2 separate regions of the Homo sapiens genome follow, and region 1 is linked to region 2. Evidence: chromatin contacts called from ENCODE Hi-C or POLR2A ChIA-PET data. All regions are on one chromosome and are shown on one strand. Each heading gives the region's core, a stretch centred on a gene start or an enhancer-like site at or near the end of the contact. The rest is flanking DNA. Distances are from core to core; before and after follow the strand shown. Region 1 holds the start of CD46 (CD46 molecule). Region 2 holds the start of YOD1 (YOD1 deubiquitinase).

Region 1 (5,158 bases), core at 40-2,539, 700 kb after region 2:
CATATTTGGTATTCTTTTGCAATATTTGCTGCATAGAATTCCATCACACAAAGGTAACTGCCAGAAATTCTTTATTACTTTTGCTAGACACTTAGGGTTTACATTTTTTCAAAAATTAATCACATCAGAGTTTTGATCACATCAGAGCTTTGATCACAGCTCTGATGATTTCTCTGGGAACTGAGAGCCTAACACAAGTCATGTCCACTTTAAGACTTTTAACATACTGAAAAGTTATGTTACAGAGTGCTGGTCCCCCTGCAACACGTTCACTCACATTGGCTGACGTTTTAATTCTTTGCCAATCTGAGGGGAAGAAATGTCAACTCTTTGTTTGCTCTTTTAATGTCAGTCATGTCCTTTTCCTTTTACCGGTCATTCCGGTTTACTCACAATCCTACAAATCAATCCTGCTCATTCTTAATTTTCCAGTATTGTTCCTCAGATTGTTTCACCAGAAAAGTTCTCCCCCTTATCCACTCTTCACCTAACAATTTCTACCCATCCGAATCCTTCTGCATTTATTGCTTCCAGGAATTTGGCACTTAGGACACCCTTGTCCTTACATTGTTCATGCATGTATATTTCGTCTTCAATAAAAAATTTAGTTGCTCAAGGGCAAGGGCCCCATAGAGTCTCAATATTCTAATTGCCTGGTGTTGCTTAATAAATTAGATTCGGAAGGGTCCCCTCCAGGGAGGGGAGCAAAGGGCAAATTACCTTAGGGGCTGGGAGTGCAGAAGCCAAACCTTTGAGATTGTGAAAACAAGACGGCCCCGAGACGATCCAGTAGCAGGCATTCAAGCAAGAAAAACTCAAATATTGTTCCCAATAATGCCTGACTAATGCCAAATACCAAGTAAGGGCCCAGGCAGTCCTGACAGCCTGCAGTGCCCCAGGATAAAACTAACCCTGAGGGGTGCTAGCCCACGGTGACCCCCTGTCTAGACTCTGGATCTCTATTTTTAGGTCGAAGTGCTTTATTCTTGACTCCCGAATTCCCGGAAACTATTACCAAAGCAGCTTAGTTTTCTCTCCACCCTGCCTGGGTCACAAATATGACGGCGAGCCAGTCCTTTCCCGCAGGACGCCTCAGGCTTCCGGGATGGTAGGCCAAGGGCTTAGCAAGAAAAAAGGCGGCCTCGGGGAACCTGTTCTGTTAGGTTCCGCCAGGGCCTCCCCCTGACCTCTCGAAGGCCAAGGGCTGCCCATGAACGCCGAGGCTCCGCCCCGCGGCCCGCCGATTGGCCCCAGCCGCCCTGGTGACTCGACGCACTTCCGCCCCGGGCGCGGCTCGGGCCACGCCCACCTGTCCTGCAGCACTGGATGCTTTGTGAGTTGGGGATTGTTGCGTCCCATATCTGGACCCAGAAGGGACTTCCCTGCTCGGCTGGCTCTCGGTTTCTCTGCTTTCCTCCGGAGAAATAACAGCGTCTTCCGCGCCGCGCATGGAGCCTCCCGGCCGCCGCGAGTGTCCCTTTCCTTCCTGGCGCTTTCCTGGGTTGCTTCTGGCGGCCATGGTGTTGCTGCTGTACTCCTTCTCCGGTAGGACCCCGGGGCGGGTTCGCGCGTCCGCGGCGAGACTAGAGCTCTCCTCAGTCGGGCAAGAGTCGCGGGGCGGGGCTCACAGCAGGCCGTGCCTGTTTGGGGACAGGGTTCTCTGAGGGGTGCAGTGCTCAGATCCCGGGGGTATGTGGCGGGGAATGCGGGGACCACGCAGAGCCCGAGGTGAAGCTTGTTTGGTGGCGTCGTGTGCGCGGCCAGCATTTACGCAGGATCTGGCTGCGTCCCTAAAAAAAGCGTGAATCGTGTTTTCGGGATTGAGCCAGTCGGCCAGGGGAGCGCGGACTGGGCGCCCTAGGTGAGGGCTTGTTCTGGAGTGCACAGGTGCGTGGGAGTGTTGCTAGGGCCCGTGCTGTGTCCGTGGTGAGAGTTTGCCCTGTGTTCCCTTGGTGCCTTGGTGAGTGGGGTGTTCATTAGGGCTTGGACAGTACCCGCGGTAAGGGTTGCAGTGCGTCTGCTGTGCCCCATGTGCTGGGCTGGGCGAGCAGGGGCCTGGCCAGGTGTTGCTGGGAGCGTGCTGTGCGTAAGTGGCCTGTGTGCAGAGTTCACTGTGGGCAAGACAGCTCAACTGTTTGCTTTGAATGGAGTGAGCGCGGACTCTGGGGCTAGGGAGGGCATGTTGAGTGAGAGCAGGCTCTCGGTGCCTGGGGTTAGAGAGGTGGTAAGGGCGCGCCATGCTTTTTGTGCCTTCTGTGAACAGTCTCCGTGTTACCTGAGCTCCTATTAGTTTGTAAATGGCTGCTTTTTTGGGGGGTGGGTGGGCCATCGAGTCTTCTTCCTGTTCCCAACCAATATAGATAGTATCTGATTCCATTGCCTAATGGCTTTTTGACATTGTTTTCCTTCTTTTCATTACTTTGAGTCATATTTGAGAGATGTGAAACAACCTAAAAAACAATGGTAGCCAAACCTAGTGAGAAATTAGTATCCTAACAAAGGAAGGCAGATAATGTTAATCTTGTTTTCCCCTGCAGCTCATAAGCTAAAGCTTAAGGCCTATCCCACTAAATTTATTTTGTATTTCATTGAATGGAATCAATACTTTTAAAAATGCATGCTAGGCCAGGCGCAGTGGCTCACGCCTGTGATCCCAGCGCTTTGGGAGGCCCAGGCGGGGTGATTGCCTGTGCCCAGGAGTTCAAGATCAACCTGGGCAACATGGCAAAACCTTGTCTCTACAAAAAAATACAAAAATTAGCTGGGCATGGTGGTTTATGCCCGTGGTCCCAGCTACTCTGGGGGCCGAGGTAGGAGATTCACTTGAGCCCAGGAGGTGAAGGCTGCAGTGAGCTGTGATCATGCCACTGCACTCCAGCCTAGATGACAGAGTGAGACCCTGTCAAAACAAAACAAACAAACAAAAAAAAAACCCGCTAAGAAATACATGCTTATTGTGCGATACGAACAGAATCAAAAGACAGCTATTTTTAATATTTTGGCATATTTGTTTCTGCCTTCATGTGCGCGTCATGTGTATCTATGTCCAAATTATATTTAGGATCCAATAACATGTATAGTTTCTACGTTGCATTTTTTTCCTTAGGAGCATTCATTCAACGAATATGGGTCTTGTATGTCTGGTGCTATTACACTGGTAGGCAATAACAAACCATTCCTATTTTCTTGATCCTTTTTTCACTATTTGTTTACACACACATTCATGCAGGAAGATAAGCAGGGACTTTGTTTTGCTCAATGATAAGTGCTCAGTGCCGGGAACACAGTAGATAACCAATAAATTATTTGCTAAAATGTATTGGGATTGGCAGACATTAAAATCCAAAACATAATAGTGACAAATAAATTATGAACCAAGGGAAGTGCTCTGGAGGCAAGCAGTATAATTTTCAGATATAAATCTGACAGCATTTAACAAATGATTGGAGAGAGGGAAGGCTTCTCTGCTCATCAAACAGACTTTGGGGCATCTGTGCTTGCTGTTCCCTCAGCCCAGGAACATTCTCCTCCTGACCTGCTGCAGAAACAGTCTCGCTCTTCTGCAAACTCAGCTGGAATGTTACACCCTCAGAGACCTTCTCTGATCACCCCACCTCGCGACCCCCCCATCTCAGGTTGAACACATACAACCCAGTTCAAGTCCCTCTTCACTTGTAATCACCCTTTTAAAATGACCTTTTCTGTTCTTTGTCTCACCCTGTCAGAATGCAGGGATCCTGTCTGTCTTGTCGCACTTGTGGTTCCAAAAGCCCGATTTGTTTACCTCTGTATCTGTTAAATACCAGAAAATTAAATATACTATTTGGCTGGGGCTTAGAGCCTAGGAAAAAGTTCCTCCTGCCTCCAAGAGGAAGGTTCTTTAAAGAGCTATGCTCAGGATGGTCTTTCTGCGGTACCTAAAAAGCTAGGGCAGTGGCAGCTGAGAGCCAGAAAGGATCTGTCTCCCCTATTTGTTGACTCTGCAGGGCTTCCAGTACTTCAGTCTTGCATCTCACTGATCATTAAAACGTTCATTTTGAAGGAGGGTAATGGGAGTAGGGAGTAGTGGTGATAAGAAGAAAACAAAAGGACTTTTTTTTTTTTCTTTTAAGATTAATGTTTAGAATAGGCTTAGTGCTAGAAGTTCAGCCTGGACAGCATAAGCAGACCTCACCTATACAAAACATGTAAAAAAAAAAAAAAAAAATTAGCCAGGTGTGATGTTGCATGCCTGTGGTCCTAGCTACTTGGGAGACTGAAGGGGGAGGATCACTGGAGCCCCTCATGGTCAAGGCTGCAGTGAGCCCTGATCATACTCCAGCTTGGATAACAGAGCAAGAGACCCTGTCTCAAAACAAAACAAAACACACACACATACACACACAAACAAACAAAAAAAGAAACAAAATAGGAAGCTGAAGAAGATAATGAAAGCGATTTGAAATAGAGGAACATAGAATTATGAAATGAATAGGGTGCAACATGGAAAATAACAAAACTAAGAATGAAGAGAAGGAAAAGCAAGGTTAAGTTTGAGGTTCATAAGGGTAAATCAAGACAGGTATGAAACCTAGAGAAAGTAAAAATGAGAAGTCACGATGCTAGGCAGAGAGAATACGTGAATTAAAATAAACATTCAATTTTTGGAGCAACTCACTCTCACAAGGAGAAGGTTTCGTAAGCAGACAGTGCTGTGCATGGGAGACCTGCCCTCTCAAAGGTAGTTGCCAAATGGTTCCAGATAGTTGAAGGAAACATGTATCAAATTTCAGGCCAGTCTCATTCCTCCAGAAGAGGAGCTGCTTTTTTGGACAAAACCCGCAATCTCCTGTTGTGCGTGGTCTCTTCTGCCTATTTTAGGTGTTTTCCTTATTTCCAGTGAAAGAAGCCAAGATCAGTAAGCACTTACACAGTAGCGTCTCAGTTTCCTTACTGGGCATACTACAATGCAAAGAGAGCAGTCCATATCTGGTCACCTGCCAGGATACCAGAAGACTGGGAGATAGGCAGCACAAGAAATGGCCTAATCTTCTTTCTCCATTGTGCTGTAGAATGATTATTTTCAATATGAAATTGATTACAATATATTCTTCACATTGTTTTGTGTTTGACAGCAGTGGATTTTGAATACCAAATTTTTTTTGAATAGCTACTCTGA
Region 2 (5,741 bases), core at 2,050-4,549:
AAAATAACTTTAGTGGAGGGATAAGGCTAGCACAAAAGCAAACACTCTTTAGGTGTGCAAAAAATCTTACAAAAACCAACCCAAAGCAGAGCATTATTACTTGAAAAAAATTTTTTGGAGGAAGTGCTCTTAACAAAAAGCTGAGAAAATTAAATTCCCCCCGATAAACTTTACGCAAATGAAGAAAAAACTGAGGACTCGAATTTCAAGGAATTTCAATTAAAAAAGTACCCTGCTTAACTTTAAAATGTTATCCAATGTGACAAAGACCAATACATGAATTGCATTAAAACACGAGGCCAACGGTCTTTTAAAGCTTCAGGAAGCTGCTCAGGCACCTATTCCCTCATACATTCTACGTTTTATATGCTAGAGATCTTAAACAGGGCACAATCAGTTCCTGTTTTGTGATAACATTCTCAAGGATGAGACTCATCCCTGTAAAAATTGCTTGTGATGTACTTATCAGTGGTTAAGCACACATTTATAATGTCTACCAAATTGCAATATAAAATCAGTTTGGACAATTCTGAGTATCTTCATTTGATGAATCAATTCATAATTTAGAAACTTAACTCATTCAGAGTTTTTAAAAAGACTCAGTTACTGGAGACACTGTGGTAAATGTCCAGTGGACTCACAGGAGGCCTTCCACATTACCCAAAATGTGATGCTTTCTTCTACAAGTTAAAGCTGCTGGGTGCTAGTTTATAATACTCAATCTCAATCGTATGCCCAGTGGACTCACAGGAGGCCTTCCACATTACCCAAAATGTGATGCTTTCTTCTACAAGTTAAAGCTGCTGGGTGCTAGTTTATAATACTCAATCTCAACCTTCAGGTCAGTGTCAGTAGGTGGCAAGGATCACCTATTCTGTCACTCCAGCAGAAAGAGGCATGTATGTACAGTTTACCACTGTAGACACACATCTGTAAACTTGCACACTAATTTTAATCTTAACAAGGAATTTCAGTGTCTTAGTGGTTTTAAGTTAAAAGGATGGTTCAAGCATTGTATCCTTTGTTCTTTAGGGTTACCATAGCTTATTGGAAAACCCAGAGCCTTCTGGATGTGTGAGGTAGTAGGCTTCAACCCTCATTCATGCATAGGTCACACTTCTCCAAAGTTGGTATGGCCTGTCTCCTTGGCATGTTCCCTTGCTTCTGCTTGTCCAGTTAATCCTTTCTGACATACCATGCATCTCAGGGTGAAGCGGTTGACATCAGTAAACTGTCTCCTTCTTCTAGCTTCATCTGCTAATTCCAGTGCTTGTACAAGAACAATATCATCATTAGAGGAGAAAATGGTCAGAGGAGGTGTATCTGGATCAGGGAAGTTACGCTGAAGTGGATCATAGTGGATGCCATCATAAATAAGCAGAACCCTTTTGGTATATCCTGCATCTTCCCCAAAACGATCAATTCTTACTGTCTGTGTATCCACTACACATATTTCACATTGGTAAAACTTGGACAAAATCGATATCTCTATTGCTCCTCCCCAAGTGTCATCCCTTTTGATCCAGTCACAGTACTCTTGATTTGTTTTTCCCAGTATTGCCTCACTATAGAAGTCTGGATCGCTTGCTACAATTTGTGCTATGAGGCGTCTCATCTCAGGGGCACAAGCTGGATTCAAGACTCCTCCTTCGACGACATAGTACACACTAGTAAAGAGGCAAGAGTTGTCTGCTGGGACCACGGTTCTGGTAAGCACAGGCAAAGTTTCCCTGACGTAACTAGAAGCACCACGTTTAGTAAATGCAGGTGAACTTCTGGGCCTGGTTTGGTCTTCTTCAATGATCAGCATGTCACCTGTTAAAAATAAAACAAATCCCGATCTGCAAAGAAATTACAGAAGAAACCGAGTGTTCTCTAGCCAAGTCTGTAAATTACAAACTGAAGGAGTTAAAGCATAAACTGGGGTTACTAAGGAGAATACAGTTTTGCAAGTAAGTTACCAGTAAGAATCTTTGTTCACTGAATTTTCATAAAGATGAAAAAAGAACAAAAAACACTTGAGGTTGCATCCCAATTTAGTGAAGGGGTCTGGAGTAAACAACTTCAAGCTTACCTAAAAAGATACATTTCAAAAACAAAATTTCCTTTCCTTATACAGTATTTTACAGAAGGTGCTCACTACAGAGTAGGCCGCTAGGGGGTTCTCCTTCTCCGGAAACTTATCTACTCTAGAGTGTTTACAACATCCTTGATACAGCAACTGAAAGCTTTTAATTATAAACACTGATGTTCAAGTTTTGATATGGCACAGAAATAACTGCTGCTGGTTAGAAATTGAAAGAGCTTTCAGTGGGTGTTTTAAAAGCTAACTCGAAAATGAGTATGCCTGTCAAACGAAGTATCTACGAAGGGGACTGCAAAAATGAATCAAGAAAAAAAAAATCCTGCACCCTTGAGATCTCATCGGTGATATAGGGAAAAAGAGACATAAGGACAGAGAAAATAGGCCCTACTTTATATTTTTGTGGACGCCGAGGGAAAACAAAATGGGATAGTTTCAAAGCCGACCAGAAAGCGGAATGGGGAAGGGGGTCTTCAAGGCTTTGGGTTCCCTTTCAACCCTGTGTCAAGACAAGGAGTTGCTAGACACTTGCCCTGGCCCCCGTCAGCATTCTCTGTTCTTTGATCTATCCTCGCCCCTGGCCTCAAAGCCCCCCCGCCGACTCACAGCCACCTTGCCTTGACTGGTGTTTTGTTCTCTCTCACGCCCCTCTCCATCCTCCCGGGACTTTCCCTGGCCCCAGCCCTGATTCCTTACCAGATTGGATGGGCAAGTCTTCCAGAATGGTATCCCCATTGCTGAGATCCAGGCACTCGGGAGGGTATCCGACGAGGATTCGCTGACCGCCGGGGGCGATCCCGGTGATGGCGGCAATTTGGCCCTGGAGTTCCCGCACCCGGGTCCGGCTGGACAGCCCCTGCAAAACATGGGTGCCGTCCTTGGCCTTGCAGCGGAGCCGCCACATCGTGTCGGTCCGGCTGCCCACAGGCCAGGCACCCGCGGGGCCAGCTTTGGTCCCGGCAGCCTGTTGGGAGACGCCGCCGGGGAAACCAGGCGCCGGGTGGACTCCAAAATGGCGACCTTTAGCGGGGCCAAACATCGCGAGAAGTTGCGGGTGGTTGCAGTTATCGCGACGCTTCGGTGCGGCTTCTGCCTTAGTACCTTAGCAAGCGCGAACTCTTTTAAAGTGACAACTGATTTTTCCCCCACCCTCAGAACGAAGATGTAAACCTCCGTATTCCTAAAGGACAACGGGTCTTGCTACCTATAGAGCGAGTGAGGTGCCCTCCGCGTGGGTAGCATATATGCTCAAGAAAAGAGGGCGGGGGAAGGAGTTCCTGAATGAAGGTCTGGAGATTGGAATGTGACCTTGCACTTAGTGAGGTCGGAAATTATTAAATTGGGGCTTCCACACTACACCCAGACTACACCAGGAGAAACAGAATCATAGTTCACAACGCAAACGAATGCCAGGAATGGTCAGTGAGTCAAAGGACCAGTCAAAAACAATCACACTTGTGACTAGACTCGTGGCTGCATTAAACATTGACTCATTGGGGTTCCAGGGGCCAAAAGACTGGCCTTTCTGCCTCCCTGGGACTGTGCTTGAAAACGTCTATTTGCCACTTCAGAAAGCACAGTATGAGGTCAGCATCTGGGCCCAGGGCAGCTGCCTCATTCAGGTGGTGGCAGTGTAAGGAGGAGTCGTGTAACGCGTGTCATCAGATTCCAGTTCAGTTCCTGGGCATACAAATATGAAGACTTCATTCCTGCCTTCATTGTAACAAGTATTCATTGCAGTTGGGAGACAGGGTGGGGTGTGAGACACACAGCCACTGAATTTCAAAGCAACGTGATAATGCTAGATTATCTGTACCTTTTCAAACGTGTATGCCTAGAACCCAGGACTGTGCCTCGCAAATAAAAAGTGTTCAACAAATACTGGCTGAATGAATAAAGACAGAGTTGTATAGACATAGAGAGGGCAACTAGAGCACTCTGGGAGTTGTAAAAAGCCTTAAAGAGGAGATAACTGTTTGAACTTTTGGAAGAATTAGTTTAATTCCCAGGCGAAGGAGGAATAAAGACATCCCTGAATTTATATCTCTCTTTTCCAAGAAATCCATACTCATTGTTCTTTATCCAGCCGGGATTCAGACAGCAAGTCCCACTTGCCAAGAGTGGGTTTATCAAGCATCAAACGGGCCCGCTGGGGCAACTATGAAAAGTGTAGTTCACTTGGTGCAAACTCACCTCCACTGTAAAAGACTTTGCTTCTGAATAAATTATATGTAATGTTTCCATCTTTTCACATCTTTCATGACTCAATTTTTTTTTGCTGGTGCAATTTTCCTCCTTGGTTCTTCAAGACGACTGCAACGGATGATACAGCCTGGGTTAGGGGGTAGGTAGGAGGGAAGGTAGGAGTGGTTAGAAGTCCACCGGGGTGGCCGGGCGCAGTGGCTCACACCTGTAATCCCAGCACTTTGGGAGGCCGAGGCGGGTGAATCACCCGAGGTCAGAAGTTCGAGACCAGCCTCATCAATATGGAGAAACCCCGTCTCTACTAAAAATACAAAATTAGCTGGGCGTGGTGGTCCATGCCTTTAATTCTAGATACTGGGAGGCAGGAGAATCGCTTGAACACGGGAGGCAAAAGTTGCGGTGCCAAGGTCGTGCCATTGCACTCCAGCCTGGGCAACAAGAGCAAAACTCCATCTCAAAAAACAAAAACCAAACCAAACCAAAACAAAAAAAACTCCAATGGGGTGTATGGGTGGGTCCAGGGAAGCTTCTGGTTCAACGATGAGAGTGGTTGATTTTCTTAGGTCACAGCGTCTGACCTGTGGAGCCGGGTATGTATACACCCTAAGGCATAATTAGCTCAAGTGTTGTGGTAGTTTATTCTAGCAAAAACATCTTTAAAGCTTACGTTCCCATTTATGGATCTAATGAGGTTCTGCTGGGATTCAGGAATGAGAGCGTTAATCTTTGCAGCATTTTCTCGTCACCCGGCACACCCGCTCTCAAGACGCCTACCGAATAGTCTACTCTCGCGAGAGTCAGAAAAAAGTCAAGCTTTTTATTAACACCGCCCCCAGCCCTATTAGTTACCAAGCAACAGTGCCACCAGGCTCCTCGGCGCTGGGAAACTCAGGAGCTTGTGATCTCTCTGGTTCCGACTTCCAGCCGCCTTCCCGAGCCAGTTAGGCGATTGCGACCCTGCCCCGCCCCCTGGGTCCTGCAGGCGCCCGATTGGTGGATGATTCTCTCCAGGTGAGGACCTACGCGCGAGGGGGCGGGGCCAGACGGGCTCACATGATTTGCCGGCGACTGTAGCGCCGGTCCCGGCCACAAGCTGTCGGCTCGGTTCGGTCGCGTTACAGGGCAGGCGCCGGGGCCAAGGCAGGGAGGGATCTTAGGAGAGATCGTAGGGTGAGCCACAGCTGCGCAGCCCCGGGTAGGGTCTAGCGGGGCGGGATGTGGGGGCTGCGTGCCCCCGGATGAAGTGCGGGGAGAGGTGCTGGTCCCCAGGCATGGCAGGCAGCGCGGACGTTCTGGGACCGGGAGCCACAGTCTGTGTTTGGGTTGGAGGATTTGTGTGGTCAGTAAAGGAATCGTGTAAGGCTCTTGAAGGCGCAGGATCTTCCGTCCTCACCAGCCCCCTGTTGTCTGAATTGGGGGCATGAGCTCAGGACTTTCCCACTCCAGTTTGAAT

Evidence for each region. A loop is a pair of places that touch in the nucleus more often than their neighbours do. ChIA-PET counts read pairs that join two places held with the same protein, here RNA polymerase II (POLR2A). Pooled maps may share reads with other maps.
Region 1: a loop to region 2 is called in a map of PC-9, with 6 times the contacts of the local background. The contact joins the promoter of CD46 here to the promoter of YOD1 in region 2. A Hi-C loop is called at or near these places in 5 of 168 maps with a recorded cell type or tissue (CD4-positive, alpha-beta T cell, PC-9, ascending aorta and 2 more), 9 of 37 single-sample maps with no recorded cell type and 21 of 50 pooled maps. POLR2A ChIA-PET finds 5 or more read pairs at or near these places in 1 of 52 experiments (MCF 10A).

Annotation. Positions count from the first base shown.
Region 1 is chr1:207,750,765-207,755,922 of GRCh38, forward strand. CD46 (CD46 molecule) reads left to right here and starts at 1,290. Exons shown (of 13, transcript NM_172351.3): 1 at 1,290-1,545. The coding sequence starts at 1,449. RefSeq lists silencers at 1,131-1,240, 1,820-2,177 and an enhancer at 1,341-1,550.
Region 2 is chr1:207,047,909-207,053,649 of GRCh38, forward strand. YOD1 (YOD1 deubiquitinase) reads right to left here and starts at 3,300. Exons shown (of 2, transcript NM_018566.4): 1 at 2,780-3,300; 2 at 1-1,815. The coding sequence starts at 3,122. The coding sequence ends at 1,112. It overlaps PFKFB2 (6-phosphofructo-2-kinase/fructose-2,6-biphosphatase 2), which reads left to right and starts at 5,367. Exons shown (of 15, transcript NM_006212.2): 1 at 5,367-5,458. RefSeq lists enhancers at 2,864-3,434, 4,658-5,297.